2 separate regions of the Homo sapiens genome follow, and region 1 is linked to region 2. A link is an interaction called in ENCODE POLR2A ChIA-PET data of the cell type or tissue named here. Cell type or tissue: HepG2. All regions are shown on one strand. Links, peaks and the distances in the headings refer to the core of each region. The heading gives the core; the rest is flanking DNA. Region 1 overlaps HAAO (3-hydroxyanthranilate 3,4-dioxygenase). Region 2 overlaps KCNG3 (potassium voltage-gated channel modifier subfamily G member 3).

What was found. ChIA-PET counts read pairs that join two places held together with the same protein. Peaks named below come from ENCODE experiments on the same cell type or tissue, not always from the same donor. Only the 100,000 strongest peaks of a DNase experiment are listed, where the experiment ranks them.
Region 1: POLR2A ChIA-PET joins it to region 2 with 6 read pairs; 3 of 35 experiments call an interaction of 5 or more read pairs at or near these places.

What each region holds. Positions count from the first base shown.
Region 1 is chr2:42,769,263-42,772,174 of GRCh38, reverse strand. HAAO (3-hydroxyanthranilate 3,4-dioxygenase) reads left to right here. Exons shown (of 10, transcript NM_012205.3): 5 at 1,593-1,682; 6 at 1,989-2,032; 7 at 2,317-2,462. Among named protein-coding and RNA genes, the nearest start is that of OXER1, 6.6 kb to the right of the region's middle. In HepG2, for the core only: a CTCF peak has its summit at 1,429; a DNase peak (open chromatin) is centred at 1,444.
Region 2 is chr2:42,484,580-42,487,491 of GRCh38, reverse strand. The region is part of intron 1 of KCNG3 (potassium voltage-gated channel modifier subfamily G member 3); the gene reads left to right. Among named protein-coding and RNA genes, the nearest start is that of KCNG3, 7.9 kb to the left of the region's middle. In HepG2, for the core only: no CTCF peak of the experiment used is centred there; a DNase peak (open chromatin) is centred at 1,161.

The DNA of each region.
Region 1 (2,912 bases), core at 278-2,777, 280 kb before region 2:
TTTTCAAAAAACACAATGGCTGCATAATCATTTACTGTGTAACAGTCTGTTGTAGAGACAGACACGTGGTCTTATCTTCTAGAAAAAATTTGTCACAAGGGACTTTAATATAGTGAGTCTGATGGAGAGGATGGTGTCCTCAATATCATTTTACAGCAAATTCAATAACACATTTCATCTGGCTGCTTTTGACCTTTAATAAAAGCCAGGGACTCAACATTAAAATGCCACTCCAAAGGCAGTTCCCGGAGGGCACTGCCATCCAGTTATGAAGCTTTCTGGTGGCCAGCTCCATCCCAGGATAGGATTTAGGCTGCCAAGTGGGTGGATGCACTGTGTGTCTGTAAAGCATCTCCCACCAGCGGGACCACATCTCTTTTAAGAGCAGACAGAGCTGGCCTGGGCCCAGGAGCTGGGCTTGGGCATTAGGCATTCAGTTAACAGGCGTTCCTGGCACCCACCATGTGCAGCACCCACAGGGGCCTGGGGCCCATCCCAGCCTGCCAGGTGCTCCTCAGGCCGGGGGAGGAGCTCACTGAGCCAGGCTGGGGGCTGGGGTGGGCTTTAGGGGTCTACTGAAGGCTATATGTACATGTACATGGGCCTTACCCCAGAAAAGAGGTCCAAAACTTTGCTCCAACTCTCAAAGGCAATCATGACCCTGAAAGAAGAAGAACCCCTAAACTGGGGGACATCTTCTGCGTGTTGGCTTCTTTTTTTTTTTTTTTTTACTTATTTATTTACTTTTGAGACAGAGTCTTGTTCTGTCACCCAGGCTGGAATGCGGCGGTGCAATCTTGGCTCACTGCAACCTCCGCTTCCCGGTTCAAGCAATTCTCCTGCCTCGGCCTCCCAAGTAGCTGGGATTACAGTCCCCTGCCAGCATGCCTGGCTATTTTTTTTCTATCTTTTGTTATGCCTGGCTATTTTTTGTATTTATTTATTATTATTATTATTTTTAGTAGAGACAGGGTTTCACCATGTTGGCCAGGCTGGTCTTGAACTCCTGACCTCAAGTAATCTACCCGTCTCAGCCTCCCAAAGTGCTGGGATTACAGGCGTGAGCCACTGCGCCCGGCCATGTTGGTTTCTTAAGTGTCCGTGCACTCAGGCCTAGAGCACTGCAGGCCAGCAGAGCGTCCAGCCACTGGCCCTGGTTTCAGGCTCAGCCTCAGCTTCCTCTTTGCGAAAAACAAAAGAACTGCGATTAGATGCTCTCTAAGTTTTTAAGATTGTCTTGAGACTGGCCTGCTTCCGCCACTTACAGGCTGTGTAATCCTTGGCAAATTGCTCAGCTTCTGTGAGTCTCAGAGTTCTATCTGCTTTGTCTAGTTTTGGGAACCAGTTTGGGTCTAGTTTTGGGAACCGGAGAGAGCCGTGTGAATTCTCGGGATAGTAGCCCTCTCAGGGGGCGCACGTGTGCTTCTGAAGAGCAAGGTGTTAAGTGACCAGTGACCACTAGGGTGTGTAACAGGGGTGAGCAGACAGCAGGGCTCTGCAGGGACTTCTACAAGCAGAGCCAGGCCTGAGTGGGGCTGCCCTGAAGCCACCCAGATGGGGACAGCAGGGTTGCCTGTCCTCTGCTCTGGCAGGTACTATGTGGGCGACACCATGGACGTTCTGTTTGAGAAGTGGTTCTACTGCAAGGACCTCGGCACGCAGTTGGCCCCCATCATCCAGGAGTGAGCCCCCAGCCCAGCCCCTGCCTCTTGCTTTCCTGGGGCTCTGCATCAGCACCTGATGCCCTGGGAGAAAGTCTCCCCTCCCAGGGTGGAGATCCTGGCCCAGAGAGCCCACTGCCAGGCCGGGGGGAGGGGGGAGCAGCAGCCCCGCTGGGAGGGAAAGGATGGCAGACACACAGCTGTGTGAGAGCCCCATGAGTGTGTGTGGGCACCTGCACCTGACCGTGAGTGTGGTGTATGTGTGTGTCGCTGGCCACTCCGATGGGAGTGCTCGCCACTCCTGCTCCTCCCTGTTCGTCCTTGCAGGTTCTTCAGCTCTGAGCAGTACAGAACAGGAAAGCCCATCCCTGGTGAGGCCGCTGGGAACTGCCCTTCTCCTTCCCTCCCTCCCCTTCCAAAATAGGATGGGTTTTGGTCCAGGGGACCGGGGAGTCTCTTTTTGAATACTCTGCCCAGTCCTCAAGGTACTAAGAAGATGGCAGCCAATGGTACCTCCCACATGGCTGCTTGATCATTGAGCTGGATACAGAGCCTGTTCTGGCAATTGAGACCTGGGGCCCCTGGGAACTGGGCCCACTGGGGCTGGGTGGGCTGGGTCCTGAGGACACCGACTATAGTCATGCTGTGGGTGCAGACCAGCTGCTCAAGGAGCCACCATTCCCTCTGAGCACACGATCCATCATGGAGCCCATGTCCCTGGATGCCTGGCTGGACAGCCACCACAGGGAGCTGCAGGCAGGCACACCACTCAGCCTGTTTGGGGACACCTATGAGACCCAGGTAATGTAGTCCTGGGGCATCCGGGGCATCCTCCCACAGCAGCCCTGGAAAATGGGAACCAGTCTCTCTCTCACTGCCTCTCTCTCTCTCTCTTTCACACACACACTCACACACACACACACACACACACACACACACACACATTTCAGAGGTTGTAGACATGAGCATAGGCCTTTGTGCTCCCTCCCTGACGCAGAAGGCGATGGCTCTGCTCCGAGTGAAGTCTGTGGAGGCTACATGGTCCCAAGCAATTTTATGATCTGAATTCACTTTCAGAGTTGGAGGTTCCCCCACTCACTGGCAGCTTCCTGAGGGTCTGCAGTTTTCCCCTCGCTAGGAATTCCTGAACCTTCAGCCAGTCACACCCTTGGAAGCCAAAAGGGAGAGAGTTGTTTGGGAGTGAGGGTTGGGTGGAGAGAGGGATTCAAACAAGGCTGACTTTCTTTCATT
Region 2 (2,912 bases), core at 122-2,621:
TATTTATACCTTTTTCTGGTTTTGTCAATGACTTTCTTAGTTTGAAGATTAAAAATAATATTAAGGTTGCAGTGAGCTGAGCTCACGCCACTGCATTCCAGCCTGAGTGACAGAGCAAGACTCCATCTCAAAAAAAAAAAAAAAGAAAGAAAAAAAAAAGAAATTAGCTCTTTTTATGATATTAGTTGCAAATACTTTGTTTTCTAATTTAGGACCCCATTAAAAGACAACTACAATTGCCTAAAACATAGTAGCTGCACTTTCACTATCTATTTGTTGAGCAAAAATGCATAATGATTAAAAAAAATTGTGAATTCTTTTTTTTTTTTTTTTTTGAGACAGAGTCTTGCTCTGTCACCCAGGCTGGAGTGCAGTGGCACGATCTCAGCTCACTGCAACCTCTGCCTCCTGGGTTCAAGCGATTCTTCTGTCTCAGCCTCCCAACTAGCTGGGATTACAGGTATCCGCCACCATGCCCGGCTAATTTTTGTATTTTTAGTAGAGATGGGGTTTAACCATATTGGCCAGGCTGGTCTCAAACTCCTGACCTTGTGATCCACCTGCCTCTGCCTCCCAAAGTGCTGGGATTACGGGAGTGAGCCACCGTGCCAGACCAATAATTGTGAATTCTAACCATTCATCAACTCTTGAGCTCCTGTGATTGTGCCAGGCGCTGTGCCAGACAGTATGGGCACAGAGGTTCCTACAAAGGGTTCCTGCTGTCATGGAGCTGGGCAGTTAGTGGTGATAGAAGCAGACAGCACAGTAAGCAAATCATTTCAGATTGTGAAAGGTGACGTGAGTTGAGTGAGAAGAGTGTTCTGGGTAGAGGGAGCAGCTAATGCAAAGATGCCACTGAGATGGCAATGGGCTGGGCTTGTCTACAGGACAGAAGGAAGGCCCATGTGGGCTATAGTTTTGTCCAAGGGTAGATGAGGTTGGAGGGCAATGGGACCTATCAGGCAGGGCCTGTGTGCCATGGGAAGGAGTTTGGATTTTCTTCCAAATGTGACAGGGAGGTCTTTGGAAGGTTTTAAGCAGATGAAAGCTATGATATGTGTTTTAAAAACACCACTGGGTAGAGAATGAAGGGAGGGTCAACAGCAGATGTGGAGAGACCTGGCAGCTGAGAGCATATGGACCTTGATCTTAGGGAATAGCAGTGGAGACGGTGAGACGTGACTGGATTCAGGTGAATTATGTGGGTGTTATTATGTCATTAATGACAGCTCACCTACCAGGACTAGGAGAGTGTATGAGATATTTATTGTGTGAAGCTGTGCTAGGGCCCACAGGCACTGGGGACCCTCTCGCTTGACTACTTTGGCTCACACACAGTAAGCCTGAATCCAGTTCTTTTTCTACAGGATCTGCTTCCCATTTGGGGATATTGTGGGGAGCAGACTCTGGAAGAGGGATCTCCAGCATGTTGGTGGGAGAAGGATCATAGATGTCTTTCCTTACTTTACAACTGAGTTTAGTCCTCATTGAGAGGACTGTCTCACCTGTTAAAGATAATAGTGAGCACATTCACAATCTCCCTTGATAAACAGTTCTAGTAATGAATTAATCTTAGAATGGTGATGTTCTTAATGTTTTATCTGATTATTAAGATAAACTAGATTTTTCAGGCAGTTTGCCTTCTAGTAACATCTGAGTATTATTCTGACACTTCCAAGGAGATTAATGTTCTGTTTCTCATTTTAACATATAGACAAGTTGTTTTTTAAAATGACTAAGCATTTGCCGGGCACGGTGGCTCATGCCTGTAATCCCAGCACTTTGGGAGGCCGAGGCGGGTGGATCACGAGGTCAGGAGATCGAGACCATCCTGGCTAACACGGTGAGACCCCGTCTCTGCTAAAAATACAAAAACAAAATTAGCTAGGCATGGTGGCGGGCGCCTGTAGTCCGAGCTACTCGGGAGGCTGAGGTGGGAGAATGGCGTGAACCCAGGAGGCAGAGCTTGCGGTGAGCCGAGATAACACTACTGCACTCCAGCCTGGGTGACAGAGTGAGACTCCGTCTTAAAAAAAAAAAAATGCTCTTTGCTGGCAGCATTTGAGAAGTTGTGACTTCTGAAAGGTCAGACATAAAGTAGTGTCCCCTTTTGTTTTTTGGTCCCTTTTGCCTATAGACTTTGTCCCCTTAGTCAATCTCAGCTTAAGTGTTCTTGTTTGAGTTTTAAATCTCTTTAGCAGGCAAAGTCTTGCTATAATTTTGATCTGCTCTTTAGAAATTTTTTTCTAAAAGTTGCTTCATGTTGGAATTTTGATCTTTAATTGGTATTGCTTTGTGTTGTGGTGGTGAGAATTTGAGATTTTTAAAATGTTAAAATTTCTTGTGTTATTTTAATCCTCAATTAAAAAAATTAAATGATCAAAATGAAACACCAGGTGATGGAAATTTAAATTTCAATTATATTATTTCGATTGCCTTTCAGTTCAATACTGCATAAATCCAATAGGTTTTAAGTACTTTAAAAATAAAAAGCAGTATTTGAAACTGAAGATGAAAGTCTTAGTGCTTTTACTGTGCAGATAAGGTGGATATTTTCAGAAGTCAGTAATTACTAGATCTCTGATAGGATTGTACATAACCCAGAACCTCAGTTAAATTCTGTTCTTTCACAGTAGACTGTTTCTTTTAATGTGTACAGGCTGCTGCCAATTTTAGAATTCAGTGGAAACTTTCTTTTGTCAATGCCCTTTCTGTAACCAGAGTGCTTCTTTTTTCCCTACCTTTTGGTAAGCAAGTTATTTTCAACATTATTCTTTTTATATTTGTAAAATTAGAACTTTCTTCATCGGAAAAAAAGTGTTAAAATGTGAAAAGTTAACTTGCCCTATCTCTTCAATCCCACCACCCAGTTTCTGGGTATTCTTCGAGAAACTTTCCATGCACATATGAAC